2 separate regions of the Homo sapiens genome follow, and region 2 is linked to region 1. Evidence: chromatin loops called from intact Hi-C (ENCODE). Cell type or tissue: PC-9. All regions are shown on one strand. Each heading gives the region's core, and the rest is flanking DNA. Links, peaks and the distances in the headings are about the cores only. Region 1 overlaps STARD13 (StAR related lipid transfer domain containing 13). Region 2 overlaps LOC124903151 (translation initiation factor IF-2-like).

Region 1 (2,816 bases), core at 11-2,510:
CCTTCTGCTTGAAAGCCTCCACTCTCAGTTGTTACAGGTGAAGTCATCAAGAGCCGGGCCTGCTACAGTGAGCCGTGATGGCACCACTGCACCCCAGCCGCAGCAACAAAGTGAGACACTATCTCAAAAAAATAAAAAAGAGCAAGACCTGTGTTTCTCTGTTTCATTATTCATATAAACATATTTATTCATATGTATAGCCTGTCCAATGCCAAGGACATAATAATTGCTTATTTTTTGTGAATTGAATTAAATTTATTTTACTCTACCTGGGTGTTCAGTTTTAAGACCTGGTTCCAAGTGTCAGTGATACCAGTTAAGAGCTAGGTGACTGTCCACAGTCTACTTACCCTCTCTAAAGTAAGTTTCTGCCACTTATAAGATTGAAGCGGGTCTTGCCTCATAGGTTTGCTGAAGAGAATAAAGAAGGTAGTGCATTCAGCAGTCCCTCACTGAGAGGTATTTGCTTATTTGTATCTTTCAATGTTTGTTCAATTGCCTACTAATCTTTTTATGTATCTAGCGTCCACTTTAACTCCCTTTAACCTTGCAGTGTGTTGTTTTTAAGGAAACCTAAGCAGATGCACAGTTAATCATTGTGGGGATCCTCCTATTCTTGTTTATTCCTTCAAAATCTAGTTTCCGTGTAGGTTTGACTAAATGACAAACTTGAACATTCAAGTTTAAAGTGAAAGCGAGTACAAAGCCAAGGTACAGAAAAGAATTCTATGGCTTAGAAGTCAGGTGCGGTGGCTGATACGGTTTGGTTGTGTTCCCACCAAAATCTAATCTTGAATATTGTAGCTCCCATAATTCCCATGTTTTGATGTGTTATGGGAGGGACCCGGTGGGAGATAATTGAATCGTGGGGGTGGTTCCCCCATACTGTTCTTGTGGTAGTGAATAAGTCTCATGAGAGCTGATGGTTTTATAAGGGGAAACCCCTTTTGCTTGGCTCTCTTTCTCTCTTGTCTGCCGCCATGTAAGATGTACCTTTTGCCTTCCACCATGATTGTGAGGCCTGCTTACATGAAACTGTGAGTCCATTAAACCTCTTTTTACTTATAAATAACCCAGTCTCAGGTATGTCTTTATCAGCAGCGTGAAAAATGGACTAATACAGTGGCTCACGCCTGTAATCTCAGCTACTTGGGAGTCTGAGGTGGAAGGGTCTTTTGAGTCTAGGAGTTTGAGTCTAGCCTGGGCAACATATCAAGACCCTGTCTCTTAAAAAAAGGAAACAAAAAGAAACAAAAAAGAATCCTACAGCTTGAGATCACAGTGAAAAATGAGTCTGAGTTTTAAAAAAGTTGTATAAAGCTCTGATGAAAGAGTTTAGAAAGTTGTAATTGTACAAGTGGAAAAAGGGCAAGACTCCAGAATGATGACTCAAAATATACTTTCCTACTAGTACTTTCTACTCCCTCTTTTCCTGTGATTGATATAATGAAAACTGACATATGAGGGTCATTTATACACAAGGTGCCATGATAGGCTGAACGTTGAACTTATTGGATTTTTGTATTGCATTTTAGGAAGCTAGTGAGAAGTTGATATTAAATAAGGACTATGAAAAAGCCCTTTTAGCAGACAGTTTTTGAGAAGACAAAAAAAAAGGATATGACTTTAAAGAAAATATAGATATTTTAAAACAGAAACTACAACATTTAGTGTTGGCCCCAACTACCTCTCTCAAACCTGGTTATGATGCCAGCACACCACATACTAGTTGGATAGGGACTCCTTTATTTAGGTTAAGAACACATGCCAAGCTGGGCACTGTGGCCTGGGAAGGGAAAGCCTGGCCCTGTCTGCTGGTCTCTAAGAGCTTATTATACTCACTTTGGCCAACAGGAAGATATTTACAGCCCAACTAAGGCATGTGAAAAAGTGGCAAACTCCTGGGAAAAAAGGAAAACAGCTCAGGGAAATTTTGCAGTATTTAGGTTGTTTGAACCAAAGCAAACAAACAAAAACCAAAGCAATAGAAAGCAAAATGCAACAGAGAAAAAAAACGACCAGTCTTCTTTGGCACCCTGTGCCTACAACGATCATGGTATGTTCCAAAGGGTATTGAAATGGTTGTGTCTGTTTCTTTCACTAATGATGGATATTTCAAACTATTTGATAGTGACACACAACAAAAAATGTATTTTCCATCACAACTCAGGGCATGCATACAGACTATACTAAAGCAAAAAAAAAAAAAATTTATGCTTAAGTAATTATCCTTGTTTGTTTGTATTCTGATACTTTTTAATCTAGTTTAGCCTATTTTATTTTTTTAAATGTTGTTTGTGATCCACCAAATTCACTTGACAACCTACCAAGGGGCCATGATCTGCAGTATGAAAAACACATTGCAGTAGAGTTTAAGGTTTTTTTACGCACTTGGGACCCAGCAGAGCATCAGGCACATTTCAGACTCTCCAGTGGTATTTATGGAAGTGTACTGATTGTTTAAAAGAGATTATCAGATTTCATCTGTTTGATAATTTTTGAGGTTAACAATGAATAGTTTGTGATTATTTAGAAATGTAAAATGGAAATCTCTAGGAGTCAGATGTGTTTATAAAGAAAAGGATACATCAAACTAACTTTATTCTCCTGTCTCAGAAACCATGGACGTACCAGGGACATGGAGCATCAGAATTTCAGCAACACAACTGAAAATAGGTTCCCACGTTGTGGACAATATGGCTCACTAGCTAGATGCTACACAACGGGGTCCAATCTTTTGGCTTCCTTGGGCCATATTGGAAGAAGAAGAATTGTCTTGGGCCACACATAAAACACACTAACACTAATGATAGTTG
Region 2 (2,816 bases), core at 290-2,789, 120 kb before region 1:
ATATTTTAAAATAACATGCTGTACATGAAAATATATATAATTTTTTGTCTGTTAAAAATTAATTAATTAATTAATTTTAAAAAGAGGAGGGCAGGGAATACTTGTGTATTTTGTTAACTGGACAAATGAAACTCTACTTTCATTTGCTCATTAAACAAATACTTGTTTTGTGCTCAGCATGATTCTAGGCACTGGGACTACTGCATTTTGGTCCATTACTTCCTTGCGCACAAAAACCCTTTCTTTTCACCACGAATACACTATGAACATGTTTTTTTCTTCAGTGTTGGCATCTCTTGATTCCTTCCCTCCAGGTCTTTGTGCGAGTTTTACTCTTTAAACCCCAGATATTGTCATATTTTTCTCTGTTAAACTTTTCCAAACAACTCAAAATAGGGTAATTTCTTCTTCTTCTGAATTTCTCTGACAATTATTCTATGGGTCATTTATTAACACAGCATAATCAAACAACTTATTTATTTTCATCTTTCTTGATCCTTTCTTCAGTTGGATGTTGTCTTTGAGGGCAGAGGTTGTCCTCTATGTTTTGAAGTCTCCACACAGCTCGTCGTTGCCTTGCCCGTAGTTGTAGCTCAGTGAAATAAAAATATGTCCGTAGAAGGTGATGTCTGTGACTGGTGAGCTGAGAGCTTGTGGGGTTGGTGTTGTATTTGGGTGCATGTGAATCAGTGCATCTCCTGCTCCATTGGTGTTAAAAGGCTCCCATCGTCCTGGGAACACAATAGGAAAGAGAACAGGTGGGAAGGCACTGGATGAAGGAATGTGGAGAATGGAGGAAAAGTTGATCAGATTGTTGACAACTTTCAGTGTTGAAATTGTCACCAAAATCAAAGTCAGTAAATAAATTTACAATGTCCTTTTCTTCAATGCATCAATAACTTCACCTTCCTGTTCAAAGCACAGCAAGTAATTAATCTCTTATTTGCATTTGAAACCCAAGTTTCAGATGTTTGAAGGTGGTTGTAAAAAATAAAAACCAAAATAAAGCCAAAATAAATAAGCAGCAGCACTAGGCCGGGCACAGTGTCTCACACCTGTAATCCCAGCATTTTAGGAGACCGAGGTGGGTGGATCACAGGAGATCAGGAGTTTGAGACCAGCCTGGTCAGCATGGTGAAACCCTGTCTCTACTAAAAATACAAAAATTAGCCAGGTGTGGTGGTGTGCCCTTATAATCCCAGCTACTGGGGGGCTGAGACAGGAGAATTGCTTGAACCTGGGAGGCAGAGGTTGCAGTGAGCAGAGACCATGCCACTGCACTCCAGCCTGGGCGACAGAGTGAGACTCCGTCTCACACTTGTGGAACCCAGAACTTAGTAACCATGAACAGAACCTTAATAAACAGAAAGTTCTGGAAATAAAGTTTAATCATCATGCAATCTTTATCACTGGGTTAAATGAACAATCATCTGGGAACATGTCTTGGAATGCTTAAAGCTTTGAGATGCATGTGCCTATGTGGCAGACAAATTTCAAATGTGAAACGTTTAGTTAACTTGGTCTTGCTTTTTAATCACTGCTTTAAAATTTAAAAAATGCTGCTGGTCAAGTAAAAATAGCAATAGATAAAATCTGCCCTGAGCAAACAGACCATACATCAATAAATGAATACTTAGCTTAAGCGATTTTCCATGAGACCCATGAAGCATTTCTAATTGAAACTTAACAAGCTACAACCCAACAGACACTCCAATCTTCACTTCTAGAAGGGAAATGTGATACTCCATGTAGACGTAGCTTTTTAAATTTAGCTGGAAGACAGCGTGACAGTGAAGTTGTGTGCTGTAATTTTTTAAAATTGCTGAAGTGTCATGGTTTGCTATTTCGTATTTATTGAAAAAATGTAAATGCTATATTTAACAGAATGGCAGTAACTCTGTTTCAATCTGAAGACTTAATCTTACTAATCATGGTAATATATGCTGGCTGGAGTTGGGAATATTTCATAAAATACTGGAATAAATTTGTGCTTATATTTCAGGGGAATTAATAAAAGCACCTTCATCTGCAACATTTAAAATGTTATTGCCTTTAAATTTGTATTAAATAATGCAGGGAAGATAGATCACTGGGGGAGAATGGATGCACCTCTGTGAGGATCTTGGTCATTCAACACACGTGTACGGGTGAGGAAACTAAGGCACGACTTACTGGGTAGGGAGGTAGGGATATTAGCAAGATCCTTCACTTGTCTGGGCTTTCTGTCTTTGAGTCACCTTTGCGCAGTTTTTCACTGGACTTCACAAGCCTCTGAGGCGGCAGGGCAGACAGGACATCCTTATTTTATAGAGGAGGAAACTTAGGCTTACAGAGGTTTCCTGCCCCAAATCACAAAGGTGGAGCCTAGACCTTCTCAGTCTCCACCAACTGTATTTCGGTTAGCCACAATCCTATCTACCCACATCCAAATGGACACTGTGGCTCTGCAACTTCTGTCAAAAGGGCTCTTTGGCAACAGGAAAAACGTCATGGCTCCATTGTATTGTAGAGGATGGGAATGGGTGTTCCGGCTAAATTCTCCCTCCCCTTTCCCTCCACAGCTCAGATGGCAAATGTGCGACCCAGGGACCTCCCGCTCCAGCAGACCTGTGCGCACAACTTTGCACAGATTACCTGCTAAGTCAGAGCCGAAAGGTAACACAGATGCCAAAGGATAATAAAGGTGAATGAGATTTACTCAAAATTGGAAACTTGGTGTTTGGTTTTTCAGGAGAACAATCAACGACTGTGATTTGAAGTTCACCAGGGTATTCTGAGAGATCTAATCAAAGATAGAGTGCTGGTTTGAAATTATT

Evidence for each region. Hi-C counts contacts between places; a loop is a spot of excess contacts. Peaks named below come from ENCODE experiments on the same cell type or tissue, not always from the same donor. Only the 100,000 strongest peaks of a DNase experiment are listed, where the experiment ranks them.
Region 2: a loop joins it to region 1, with 6 times the contacts of the local background. A loop is called at or near these places in 2 of 110 quality-filtered maps.

Annotation. Positions count from the first base shown.
Region 1 is chr13:33,131,458-33,134,273 of GRCh38, forward strand. All of the region lies in intron 4 of STARD13 (StAR related lipid transfer domain containing 13), which reads right to left. Among named protein-coding and RNA genes, the nearest start is that of KL, 120 kb to the left of the region's middle. In PC-9, for the core only: no CTCF peak of the experiment used is centred there; no DNase peak of the experiment used is centred there.
Region 2 is chr13:33,012,905-33,015,720 of GRCh38, forward strand. LOC124903151 (translation initiation factor IF-2-like) reads right to left here. Exons shown (of 2, transcript XM_047430819.1): 2 at 1-731. The coding sequence ends at 541. Among named protein-coding and RNA genes, the nearest start is that of KL, 2.1 kb to the right of the region's middle. In PC-9, for the core only: no CTCF peak of the experiment used is centred there; a DNase peak (open chromatin) is centred at 1,597.